2 separate regions of the Homo sapiens genome follow, and region 1 is linked to region 2. Evidence: chromatin contacts called from ENCODE Hi-C data. All regions are on one chromosome and are shown on one strand. Each heading gives the region's core, a stretch centred on a gene start or an enhancer-like site at or near the end of the contact. The rest is flanking DNA. Distances are from core to core; before and after follow the strand shown. Region 1 has its middle 44 kb from the start of LINC01641. Region 2 holds the start of ITPKB (inositol-trisphosphate 3-kinase B).

The links. Hi-C counts contacts between places; a loop is a spot of excess contacts on that map. Pooled maps may share reads with other maps.
Region 1: a loop to region 2 is called in a map of mammary epithelial cell, with 6 times the contacts of the local background. The contact joins the enhancer-like site here to the promoter of ITPKB in region 2. A Hi-C loop is called at or near these places in 1 of 168 maps with a recorded cell type or tissue (mammary epithelial cell), 1 of 37 single-sample maps with no recorded cell type and 4 of 50 pooled maps.

The regions. Positions count from the first base shown.
Region 1 is chr1:227,434,172-227,440,823 of GRCh38, reverse strand. It overlaps the pseudogene BTF3P9. Among named protein-coding and RNA genes, the nearest start is that of LINC01641, 44 kb to the right of the region's middle. Within about 2 kb of position 3,028, at least 3 of the 41 ENCODE cell types and tissues checked have a DNase peak (open chromatin) inside an H3K27ac peak, as active enhancers do.
Region 2 is chr1:226,737,565-226,744,337 of GRCh38, reverse strand. It overlaps ITPKB (inositol-trisphosphate 3-kinase B), which reads left to right and starts at 5,056. Exons shown (of 8, transcript NM_002221.4): 1 at 5,056-5,297; 2 at 6,675-6,773. RefSeq lists enhancers at 5,050-5,299, 5,923-6,422 and silencers at 5,520-5,759, 6,730-6,773.

The DNA.
Region 1 (6,652 bases), core at 1,779-4,278, 700 kb before region 2:
GCCTCCAGCTACGCAAATTTACAAACTATTATTAGTGGCTCTGTGGAAACTTCATATTTGAAATGTTTTCTGATAAAAGAATGGGGACATTCTTTGTTAAAAAATTATTTCAGAAATACTTAGCTCATTTCTCCCTATTCTAGCTGTTTTCCTCTTTGTTTCCCAGCTCACTGCCAGATGCAGTTTTTCACAGCTTTGCAAAACTGCTGTTTAATTTGACACAGTGTTAACAGTTATTAATCAAGGTGGTGGGAATATAGGTTTCAGTTACAGTATTATTTAGACTTTTCTGTAACTTTCATATTTATCAGAAAAGAACAACCATACGATAAATGGCTTTTTGTCCTCTTTTCACGGGGTTCTGTTGGTGGTTCTGTTGCTATCTCAGTTCCCAAGCTGTTAGCAGGACCACGCTGTTTCCTTTGTGTACAACGAGATCTCAGTGTTCCAGGGCGGTGTTTCTCCCACCTAACAGCCCAGACTTGCCAACCATTCTTGCTGGATTAGGAAATGAACTACTGATCCTAAAGATTAGAAAACAAAATAGGGAGATATAGGGTCCCCAAGGACTTCTCTATTTAACTCTACCTCGGATTACTAGCTTTGTTCCAACAACTTTGCTTCAGTTCCCGGAGAAAATAACCAGGCTCTTGAGGTGGGCTGACCCCACTAAAGCTGCTGGGGTGGTCTGGACCAAAACGCCACATCATATGACATTTGAGGGAGTTGAAGTTACAGGAGGAAGGTGTTGATTCCAGAGCTTCACGTTTTAGCTAGACTTGGTTACACCCTTGTTTGACATCTTTTAGCCAACAAACTGCATCCTTGTATGCGCTTTCAGCATCTGCATTTGGAACAGTTGTCAAGCTCGTGTGTGTATCAGAATCACCCAGAGAACTTGTTAAAATGCAAATTTGTGGAACCCACCCCCAGAGTTTCTGATTCAGTAATAATGGGATGAGGCCTGAGGCTTTGCATTTCTTTTTTCTTTTCTTTTTTTTTTTTTTTTGAGATGGAGTTTCACTCTTGTTGCCCAGGCTGGAGTGTAGTGGCACGATTTCGGCTCACTGCAACCCCTGCCTTCCAGGTTCAAGCAATTCTCCTCCCTCAGCTCCCAAGTAGCTGGGATTACAAGCTGTGCCAGCACGCCCAGCTAATTTTTGTATTTTTAGTAGAGACAGGGTTTCACCATGTTGGTCAGGCTGGTCTCGAACTCCTGACCTTAGGTGATGCATGCACCTTGGCCTCCCAAAGTGCTGGGATTACAGGTGTGAGCCACCGCACCTGGCTCAGGCTTTGCATGTCTAACAAGCTCCCAGGGGACGCTGATGCTGCTGATTGGGAACAACAGTTTAAGAACCACTGATTTAGGAGACAGGACTGGTGGTTGTATCTTACCTGTGGGCTGGGGTGAAAATAAAGGTCAAGAGGGGAACAGATGTGGTGTTTTGTACAGTTCTGTGAGTTGTTTTTTTTTTTGTTAGTTTGTTTTTCGAAGAGAAGTTTGCTGTCTGTCACCCAGGCTGGAGTGCAGTGGCTTGATCATAACTCACTGCAGCCTAGAATTCCTGGGCTCAAGGGATCCTCCTGCCTCAGCTGCCTCAGTAGCGACTGGTCTCAAACCCTTGGGCTCAAGCAATCCTCCCACCTCAGCCTCCCAAAGTGCTGAAAGTACAGGCACCAGCCACTGTGCCTGGCCCAGTTTTGTGTTTTTACATATGCTTATAACTTAGCAGTACACGATTTCCATTACTCCGTGCTCCAGTAGTTGTGGGAAAGAGAGGCACTGTTTGGGAAGGGGCACATCAGTGTGTATCCCAACCCAGAAGCTATATTCTCTGCTCTTATAGTGACCCTGTCCACGCCCTGGTTGGAAATCAACTTGAAATTTGCATCTCTAGATTTTTTTTAAGTGTACTAATACGTGTCTCAAAATTTCACAGCACAACTGGTGTTCGAAGCCATGTTTTGGGGTGTCCTAATTCTGCCTACCCATCTCACTCTCTGTTCCCATGGCAGCTGTGCCCTACCAACTGATTGAGTGTCTGGTTGTCACCTGTCCATGTCACCCTCCCAGCCCATACGGGACCACTCTGTGGGGGCTCTGCAGCAAGCCTCGATGCACTGTGGACCAGCTGGCTGTGTCCCAGGAGTTCTTGGGGACCTGGCTGTCTCCTGATGTGATTTAAAGTTTGAGTTATTGGTGACATTAATGCAACTGCTCAGGAAGTAGAAAATCCCCAATATATATGTCCTGTGCCCTTTTAGAGAAAAGGAAGAGCTTAGGGGTGGGGAGGAGAATTCTTTGTTTTCATTGCCTACTACATTTCCCTAAATGATCCCCACTTCTAACATTTAGCCCTGGGAGGAAAATTCCCAAATAAGTTGTAATAGGAATCTGAAATCTTAGCCAGCAGGAGCAGAGGGAAAAATGTTGGTAATCCGCTATCTTTTTTATCACGTAACAGTCAAACTTTATTTTTGCTATGAGACTTTATTTTTAGGGTGGTGAATAGTCTCTGTAGAGGGTGATGGCTTCATTTTTATCCTCTCTGTAAGACGGTAATGCATTCTGCACAAACTATACTGCGTTAATATTTCTGCCATTAGTAACTTCTCATATATGAGAAAGTTAAACAATATCTATCTTAAAATAATGTTTTGTCTTATGTTGTACACTTTGAGAGTGTTTTAGAAAAATCCCTCTGTCCTCCCTAATGTTACATAATTTTTTTCTGCGTAAATTAGACTTTATTACTTTTTCCCTGCCAGAAATCTTAATCTGGGGGCATTTTTTATGAATGATGGAGAAAATTTGGTGCCTTATCTGGAGAGATAGAGAGATATAACTATTGGCCATAGGAAAAAAAATTTAACGGTAGTCAGTGTTCCTTGGAGTAGGTTTCATTTGTGTTTTAATACACTTCGCCATTAGATGGTAGCACAGTAATAGACATAACGATTTAGGGGTAGAGGCACGGTCTCGTCCCCCATTTTAAATAAGATCAGAAAGGTCTAAGTTGGTTTAATAGAACCATCAGATGGTCTTCGTCAACCCCAACACCGTAGATTTGGGTCTAGGACCTTAGTCCTAAGACTGTGGCAAGTCAGATTGGGGGTGAATGTTATAAACAGGAGCATTGGTTTCAGGTTGCCCTGTTACCTCCAGATCTGGGATAATTATCATTTAAGCCTAAGAATGCTTGGATGGGTTGGGGGTGTTGTTCTGAGACTCCTTAGCACAGCTTTTGGCCTCTCTTTTTCTCCCCTCCCCCCTCCCCTCCCCTCCTCTTTCTCTTTCTTTCTTTCTCTTTTTCTTTCTTTCTTTCTTTCTTTCTTTCTTTCTTTCTTTCTCTCTCTCTTTCTTTCTTTCTTTCCTTTCTTTTCTTTCTTTTCTTTCTTCTCTTTCTTTCTTCCTTTCTTTTCTTTCTTTTCTTTCTTTTCTTTCTTCTCTTTCTTTCTTCCTTTCTTTTCTTTCTTTTCTTTCTCCTCCTTCTCTCGCTCTCTGTTTCCTTCTTTCAACAGAGTCTTGCTCTGTCACTCAGGCTGGAGTGCAGTGGTGTGATCACAGCTTACTGCAGCCTCAAACTCCTGGGCTCAAGCGATCCTCCCACCTCAGCCTTGGAGTAGCTGGGACAATGGGCACACATCCTCACACCTGGCTAAGTTTTCGAAATTTGGATGTCGAAATATATAATTTATTATTACCTCATGACAGAGCTATTGTTTATCCAACATTCAAATTAAATACATTTCTTTGAATTAGTATTGAATTTTCTCTTCCTTGTGTCTATACTTTCCTAAATTGATGTTTAAAAAACACACAAGGGCAGTGTTTGGCAACTTCTCTCCCACATCATTTGTGACCTGGGAAAGGGAAAAATGGCTCTTCTCCAGTCTGTTGGTTTCAAGGGTCAGCTGCCCTTTGACATCAATGTCTTCCTGTCTTCTGCAGTGTCATAAGGTATCATTAACAGGAATTCCGTGTCCCAAGGGGACAAAAGAAAACCAGGTCAAGGGAACTTGCATGGAAGCTTAAACGTTTTTAAGAATGGCAAATTTGGCTCCATTTTTAACATAATTGAAAGACTCTCTAACAGTATTAGAAAGCTAATGGGGCTATACATGGCTGATAGAAATAGAAAAGAATCCAATTCGACCTAGTTTCCATAAAGATAATGAGTCCAAGAAGAAAACAAATCTGGAGAAATAAAGAAAACAGAGCGGATTTGATTTACAAACATTTTCCTGTTTTTGGAGTTAAGGTGATGGAGTCTCAGTGGGGCTCCACGGGTCCTAGACTTGCCAGGGCAGTTCATTCCACCTCTGTGGGAGCCTGCATCCGTGCCCCCAGCACAGTTAATGCTCCTTTAGGAACTTGGCACTGCCAATCCCTCATTCATTGGGCCATTGCTACAGGGTGTTTCACTGTTAACTCACAGCCTTCTCCCTCTTCCCCTACCCTCTCCGGGGACCATCATAACTGTCACAGTCAGAAACCAGCCCTCCACATCCCGAGTCTGGGGCTCTCACCAATCCTCCTAGTCTGGGTACATCCCCACTACTGCAGGGAGAGTTGCCAGCCAGATGAGCAAGGACCTAGACTGCCTATTGGGGGCAGCCCTGCCTCAGTGGGCCACTCTCTAGCCACCCAGCCAGTGTCCCCATTCTGAGGAACACAGACCCACTCATCTCCTTCACCTGTTAGAAAATTACTTTTACTGGCCGGTCACGGTGGCTCACGCCTATAATCCCAGCACTTTGGGAGGCCAAGGTGGGTGGATCTCCTGAGGTCAGGAGTTCGCGACCAGCCTGGCCAATATAGTGAAACCCCGTCTCTACTAAAAATAGAAAAATTAGCTGGGCGTGGTGGCGGGCACCTGTAATCCCAGCTACTTGGGAGGCTGAGGCAGGAGAATTGTTTGAACCTGGGATGCAGAGGTTGCAGTGAGCCAAGACTGTGCCACTGCACTCCAGCCTGGGCAACAAGAGCAAACTCCGTCTCAAAAAAAAAATAAAGAAAGAAAATTACTTTTCCTGAGGCCAGGTGCAGTGGCTCATACCTATAATCCCAGCAGTTCAGGAGGCTGAAGCAGGCGGATCACCTGAGGTCAGAAGTTTGAGACCAGCCTGGCCAAAATGGTGAAACCCCATCTCTACTAAAAATATATTTTAAAAAAGAAAATTACTTTTCCTAGAAAACAGGTGCTTCCTCCAGGCCCTAGGAAGTCTGTTGTCTTTTCCTTCAGCATACTTTTGCTGACTACCCGTGGGGAAATTCCTAGGTGAAACGAAGCCTCCACCCATCCACCCTCTTTCTATCGTGGCTCTGACTGGGAACCTTATCTTCCAGCCATGCCATATGAAGGATCTGGATATAGAAATATATAGCAGTATGATTTACTACATTTATAACTGCATGCAGTGCTATGCTGGTAAATGTTAGTAACCAGAGTTGGCTGGGGAAGGGAGAGGAGAAAACTCTAACTTGTAGCATTTGCTTATTTCGATGTGTAAATACTCTGGGATCTGTATTTGGGGAACTCCTGTGAAAGCAGCCTTGGCAGAGGAGGTAGGTGATGGAGAAAACAGAGCTGCATTTAGGAAAGAATTACACTTCCACAGAGAGCTGGGACCAACAGATGGAAGCCTCATGGCAGAGAGAGCAGGCTGGGAGACATTCTAAATTCAATCCAAGCCTGGGGAGCTGAGATGGACGGGACAATTGTAACAGGGAGAGCCTGGTAAGAACTGTGTCTCCTGAGCTCTGCTCTTTCCTACAGGATGGGCATGTGAAGTGCTGGAAAGCCTCTTCTTTAAATGAATATTAAAGTGTTAATATTCTGGATTCTTGGCCCAGACATTGAATTTCTTTTCTTTTCCTTTTTTTTTTTTTTTGACAGGTTCTTGCTCTGTCACCTCCATTGGCATGCAGTGGTGCAATCATGGGTCATTTGCAGCCTCGACCTCCTGGGCTTAAGTGATTCTCCCACCTCAGCCTCCCAAGTAGCTGGGACTACAGGTGCTCACCACCATGCCCAGTTAATATTTTGTATTTTTAGTAGAGATGGGGTTTTGCCATGTTGCCCAGGCTGGTCTCAAGCTCCTGGGCTCAAGTGATCCTCCCACCTCAGCCTCCCAAAGTGCTGAGATTGCAGGCATAAGCTACCACACCTAGCCCCTAATCTAGCCTTCCTTCCTTTCTTTTTTTTTTCCTCTAGGCAAAGAACTTTATTAACCTTTGTTTCAAACTTTATTCCCAGGCTTCTTCGGCCTAATTAACTGTAAAGAATGAACTGTGTGTAAGCACAAACTGAAAAGAGCTGCAGTGTCCAAGGGGCTTGGGCTTAAAAATATTAGAGATCTAGATTTTATCAGATTCATAAACAAAAAATTCTTGAAAAGCAGTCATAATATAAAATGGCAGCTCCCAGTAACTTCTTCAAGTTTTATCTTCAGAAGTTGACTCAATTCAGTTTGCCTCATTCTTGGAAGCCTCATCAAAATTCTCCATGATACCTGGAACTTCATCATCGTCATCATCCTCTCCAGTAGCAAGTGGTGCTTTTCCATCCACAGATTGTTTGGGCAGAGCTTCAGCCAGTCTCCTTAAACTAGTCAGACTGACTGCAGCAAGCTGGTTTAAGACGCT
Region 2 (6,773 bases), core at 3,807-6,306:
TCCAGTGATCTGCCTGCCTTGGCCTTCCAAAGTGCTGGGATTACAGGTGTGAGCCACGTTGCCTCCTAAAGTGCTAGGATTACTGGCATCAGCCACCATGCCTGGCCTAATTTTTTTTTTTTTTTTTTTTTTTTGTAGAGATGGGGTTTTGCCATGTTGCCTAGGCTGGTCTCAAACTCCTGAGCTCAAGTGATCTGCCCGCCTCAGCCTCCCCAAAATGCTGGGATTACAGATGTGCACCACTGTGCCTGGCCTTGAAGAGACGTTTTAAATTTTGATGTAGTCCAATTAATTTTGGTATCATATCTAAGAAACAGGAACCCAAGTTCCCAGAGATTTTCTCTTATGTTTCTTATAAAAGTTTCTTGGTCTTAGGCTTTACATTAGGATCTGTGAGCCATTTTGAGTAATTTTTGTACAATATTGATAAGATATTCATTGAATTTCCTCTTTTTAGATATGGATGTTGAATTGTTATGGCACTATTTGTTAAAAGACTTCTCCACTTTTTCTGCACTTGTGTCAAAAATCAATTGTCCATATATACATGGGTCTATTTCTGGACTATTTTGTCCTATTGATCTATTTTTTGAACTTTATGCCAATGCCACACTATCTTGATTACCGTAGCTTTATAATAAGTCTTGACATGAGATAGTGTTAGTCCTCCCACTGCATTCTTTTTCAAAGTTGTTTTGGTCATTCTAGATCTTTTGCATTTCCCTATGAAGTTTAGAAAATAAAAACAAAACAAAATAAACAAAAACAAAAACCTGCTGAAATACTGACTGTGATTGCATTGAATCTACAGATAAATTTGAGGAAGAACTGACATTGTAACAATATTGAGTCCTCCAATTCATGAACATGGTATATCTCTTCATTTACTTGGGTCTTTTTTTTTCCAGTAGTGATTTATAATTTTCTCATTATAGATCTTCAAATGTTTTGTCATGTTTATCTCTAAGTGTTTCATAGTTTTTGATGTTATTGTAAAGATATTATTATTTGATTTTTTAAAATTTCTGATTATTTATTGGTAGTATATAGAAATACAATTGATTTTGGTATATTAATCATGTATTCTGCAACCTTGCTATTATGGGCTGAATTGTGTTTCCCCCCATATTTATATGTTGAAGTCCTAACCCATGATGTCACAGAATATGACTATTTGGAGGTAGGGTCTTTAAAAAGGTAATTAAGGTTAAATGAAGTCATTAGGATGGGCCATAATCCAATATGACTGGTGTCCTTATAGGAAGAGGAGATTAGGACATAAACCTATATAGAGAGAAGACCATATAAAGATACATAGAGATTTATCGGCTGGACATGGTGGCTCACGCCTGTAATCCCAGCACTTTGGGAGACCGAGGAAGGCAGATCACAAGGTCAGGAGTTTGAGACCAGCCTGGCCAATATGGTGAAACCCCGTTTCTACTAAAAATACAAAAATTAGCCAGGCGTGGTGTCGGGTGCCTGTAGTCCCAGCTACTTGGGAGGCTGAGGCAGGAGAATTGCTTGAACCCGGGAGGCAGAGGTTGCAGTGAGCTGAGATCACGCCATAGCACTCCAGCCTGGGCGACAGAGTGAGACTCCGTCTCAAAAAAAAAAAAAAAAAAAGAGAGAGATTTATCTGCAAGCCAAGGAGAGAGGCCTCAGAAGAAACTGGCCCTGCAACAGCTTGATCTACAGACTGAAACTATTCTTAGTCACCAGAATTGTGAGAAGATAAATTTCTGTTGTAAACAGAATTTCTGTTGTAAGCCAACCAGTGTGAGGTACTTTATTATGGCAGCCTGGCAAACTAATACATTTACTAAACTCACTTATTAGTTCTAATAGCTTTTTCATAGACCCAAGATTTTCCACATAGACAATTATATAATCTAAATAAATAGTTTTACTTCTTCCTTTCCAATTTGATGCCTTTTTATTCCTTTTCCTTGTCTTATTGCACTGTCTAGGACTTCAAGTACAGTGTTAAATAAAAATGGTGAGAGCAGGCATGCTAACCTTATTCCTAATTTTGTTTCATTTTATTATTATTTTTTGAGATGAAGTCTCACTCTGTTGCCCAGGCTGGAGTGCAGTGGTGCTATCTTGGCTCACTGCAACCTCTGCCTCCCGGGTTCAAGTGATTCTCCTGCCTCAGCCTCCTGAGTAGCTGGGACTACAGGTGCGTGCCACCACGCCTGGCTAATTGTTGTATTTTCAGTAGAGACAGGGTTTCACCATGTTGGCCAGGCTGGTCCTGAACTCCTGACCTCAAGTGATCCACCCGCCTCAGCCTCCCAAAGTGCTAGGATTACAAGCATGAGCCACTGCGCCTGGCCATTTTTCCTAATTTTAGTGGTAAGTGTTTAGTACTTCATCATTAAGTATGATATTAACTTTAGGTTTTTCGCAGATGCTGTTTATCAAGTTGAGGAAGTTTCCTTTTATTCTTAGTTTCATAGCTTTGATTTTTTAACTTCAATTTCAAAAGCAGACAAATGGGTACTCTGAATAGTTAGGCAAATCTTCCCTACAGTTATAGAGAAAACTGAAAAGTTAGGCACACCTTCCCTATGGTTATAGATAATAACTATACAATATGCAGAAGTAGTGACAAGCATGGATTCTAGACCCAGATTACACAGGTTCAAATCCTGGTTTTGCCACTTACCAGCAATGGAATTTGGGGACAAACTACTCACCCATTTGCGCTTTCATTTTCTCATCTGTAGAATAAGGATAATAATGATGCCTGCCTCGTAGGGTTTTTAATGAGGATAAAAATGTATAAATATTTATAATGTGTCTAGAACAGTGTCTCGCAAATAAGTACTATGTAAAATATTCTTCTCATGTTCATTTACAATCATGGAAGACAACTAGATTCTCTCTCAGGATGCAAGCTCACTATGCTAGCTTCCAGACATGGGTTTTATTCCATCTTTTCCCCAACCCCTGTTGCTCTTGGTGGCACAGTTAGAATTTTAGACTGGTAGAATCATCAGCTAGCCCCACCTCGAGCCCAAGGCAGAAACCCCTTCTGCATGTCACACCTGACAGCTGCTGGCTGCGTTCTGACCAATAATTCTTCAGGTTGACTGCACATTCAAGAAGTCTAAGTTTCTCAGCTACGGAAGCCTGATGATGTCAGGCTGTGAGGTGGCAGTGAGGTTTCCCAGGGATTGGGAAGCTAAGTGTCTGTGCTTAATGTATGCATTGCTAGGTCCTTCAGTTTCTTCCACCATGACACCTGACATGGGTATTGGCCTCTACTAGAACAAAGGCCCCTCAGACATGAACTCCAATGACTGGGTCTCCTGAAAACTGGCAACTCCTCTTTTTTGCCCCTAGGGAACCAAATTAGGGTCAAGGAGAGGGCTGGCTTCTCTTTCTTAGGAACTGCTCAGATCCTGAATAACTGCTCAGAGACCTGAATAACTCTGGGCTCTTTTTTTTTTTTTTTTTTTTTTTTTTTAGATGGAGTCTCACTCTGTCGCTCAGGCTGGAGTGCAGTGGTGAGATCTTGGCTCATTGCAACCTCCACCTCCTGGGTTCAAGCGATTCTCCTGCCTCAGCAGCCACCCAAGTAGCTGGGATTACAGGAGCGCACCACCACGACCTACTAATTTTTGTATTTTTAGTAAAGACAGGGTTTCACCATGTTGGTTAGGCTGGTCTCGAACTCCTGACCTTGTGATCTGCCTGCCTTGGCCTCCCAAAGTTCTGGGATTGGGCTTTTTTTTAAAAAAGCCCCATTGAGGGTAGGAGGGTAATTAGGTTCAATTCTTCCATTTCTAATTTTTAAAAATTATAAAGTTTTCAACAGTGTGTGATTCTCAGGTATTCTTGGCTAGAAGATCTCTTGATTTCAGATTTAGCATGAGCCTCTTCCTGATGGAGCAGCAGGTTGCTTTGCTCACTTAACAGTATTGTTACATAAACAAGCAAGAGATCTGTGTGCTACAAGTAAAGTCAAAATTTCCATCTGAATTTCAGCTAATCATGATATAAGGACCAATTCAGGCTTTGGATGTTTCAGTCTCCTGAGCCGTGCAGCTGTGTTTTCCCTCCTTTCACTAAATGCTGTAGTTTAAGATTTAGAGAATTATGTAAAACACACTGGCAGTGCCAGGGCTTAGAAGGGGTAGGATCCCCTGCCCAGTAATGTTGGCTGATGTTCTTTCTCCCTTTTTTGCTGATAGTAGGGGAGAAAGTTTCTTGAAAATGATCCAGTCTACAGGAGACAGTCTACAAGGGTCTACAGGAGCAAGAGGGGTTTCAGACGTTACCCAAGCCTTCTTAGTTTCAGGACTATGCTTTTTCTTAAAATAATTCTGAGAATTAAGTGCAAAAATATGCGAATGTCACATGTGCCGTGTGCATTTATAAATAAATGTGACATGTAAAGGTGTATTTATATATCTACCAATTGCACTGCAAAACCATCCCCAGCTCATAGACCAACCAGTCTTCCAAAATACTACTGTGATGCACTTAAAACCTGCAACTCTGCAGGAAGGTGACCTCAATGTACCTTCTTTGAATTTGCAGAACTGTGTACAAGAACACAAACTGTTTATACAGGATTGTAGCCTTTTTTAAATGCTAAAAAGGTCCCCATGATTTGCTTTGTTTAAGACATACACTCAAAACTTTATTAAAAACATTTTTCAAAAATAGTTTCATAAAGCTAGACACATCAGCAAGCCTCGATTGAGGGGTGGAAAATGAATTGTATATCTTTAAACCGCAGAAGTTAAAAGCCTTTTTTGTTGTTGTTAGCTAACAATGGAAACTTTTTTTTAAGTGTTTCCCTCCCTCGTCTTGCCAAGCAATAGAAAAAAAAAAAAAAGAAGAAAAGAAAAACTTGTTCCGCTGAGTTCAACCCCAGACAGGCTCACAACTTCCTTCCTGCTTTCCTCCCCCAAGCCTCCGCCTTTCTCCCTCCTCCCTCCTCCACTACCCCCCCCCCCAACAACTTTTCTTTCTTTCTTTTTTTTTTTTTTAATCGTGCATTGAACAAACACTGAAGTAGCCCGGAGCAGACACTGACAGGGGCAGTATCTCCACGGTCGAAAAGGGCGTGCAGGGCCGGCTTGGCGTCGCCACTGCCGGGATCGCCGGGCCCCTGAACCGAAGAGCTTTCCCCCCTCTTTCGCACTCCTCTTTTTTGTCTTCCATAGCTTGTGAGAAAATAATTTCTGAGCATTTTTACTTTTAAAGCCATCTCGTCCCTACGAGGTTTGCGCCTCTGGGCATGTAGTCTACACAGGACCTGAGAATCTGAGAAACTGCAGGTAAGTTTGGCGGCCTTTTAATGGCTCTCGCCTCTGAACAACCCTCTTTTCCCTCACTTTCTGCTCTGGAGCGAATCTCGGCGTTCCTGGTTCCGAAACAGGGCAAAGGGGTGGGCTGGGGAGGCAGGGAAGGGGGTTTGATTTTGGAGGGTGACATGGAGTGGCGGTGGGGAGAAAATAGGGAGAGACGAGGTCTCCGCATTTCTCCTACCCGCCTTCCGGGCCGCTCACTCCGCGCCGCCTCCCTCAGCGCGCTCCAGGAGTCCCCAGGCTGGGGTCTCGGGGCGGCTCTGCTGGCGCCGGGCGAGGCTGCCCGGGATGCGGAGAAGCCCTGCGCTCCGCGGCGCTGCCCTGGGGTGTTAGAGCGCCGGCTCCTGGGAGGTTTGCAGAGCTAGAGGCTCTGTGCACCTAGGGCTGCTGCCCGGCTGCAGCCATGCACGCCCCTAAGTTCCTCCGAGTGGGCGCGGGTCCGGGAGCCCGCAGGGGCAGTCGCGTCCTCGGCAACAGGGCGCGCTGAGAGCGGACTCGCTCCGCGCGCGTGCGGCGTATACACACACGCGTGTATACACACACACTCACAGACACCCCCCCATAGGGGACGACGGCAGGGGGGCAGCAAGTACTGGTTCCGGTAAAGAGAACGTGTAGAACCTCGGTGCGCCCACACTCACAAAACACTTGTCTAGGGATAGGCGACAAGGCTAGCCCTGAAAAATGCTTCGGCTGCGGCCCCGCTGCCCGCCCAGGCCTTCGTAGGCCGAGAGACACAGCCCCAAGGCTAGGGTCAGGAAGGTAAACGGCGGGCACGCGGGCGCCCTCCCAGATCCGGGCGCTGGCAGCGGCTCGGGCAAGGCAGGTCCCGCTTAGGTTCCCTCCGAGCCGGTCGGTCTCTGATGCCCCGAGAGGGTGGAGCAGGGAGACCCTGAAGCCCAGGGCGAGGGCTGCCGGGTTGCCCTGGATAGCCAATGTTTGCTCAGGCTGGGGAGACCCGGAGACGGTGGCTGGGGTGTCCTCAGCCCGGGAGAGCTGAGTCAGCCGCGCCCCGCACACAGCATACTTAGGAGCCAAGGACTTGGACCTCGCTTCTCGCCGGTCCGCGAGACGAGTATTAGGATTGGGATTTGAAGGGACCTCATAAAGCGCATCGCAGCCTGGGGCGAGGTGGGGGGCGGGGAAGCACACCCGAAACCGCGCTGGCGACCGAGGCAGCCGGGGCATGCCCTCGCCGAGCCTCGCCGTCCCCATAGGTGAGATGTCCGGTGGCGCTGGGTCCCGGATAGATTGTGTTCCCGGGGCTCTCTCTGGGTTCTGCAGGCGACCCCCAACTCCCCCCGCGCGCCCTCCAGGGTCCTGACTTTTCTCCTTGTATCTCCACAGCCGCACGGTTGTTTATGGAGCTTTGGGCGGGGGCTGAGCCCGCGGTCGTGCCCCCAGCCCGCTGCCCAGGCCATGCCGCCCCATCTGCGCGCGGAGCCG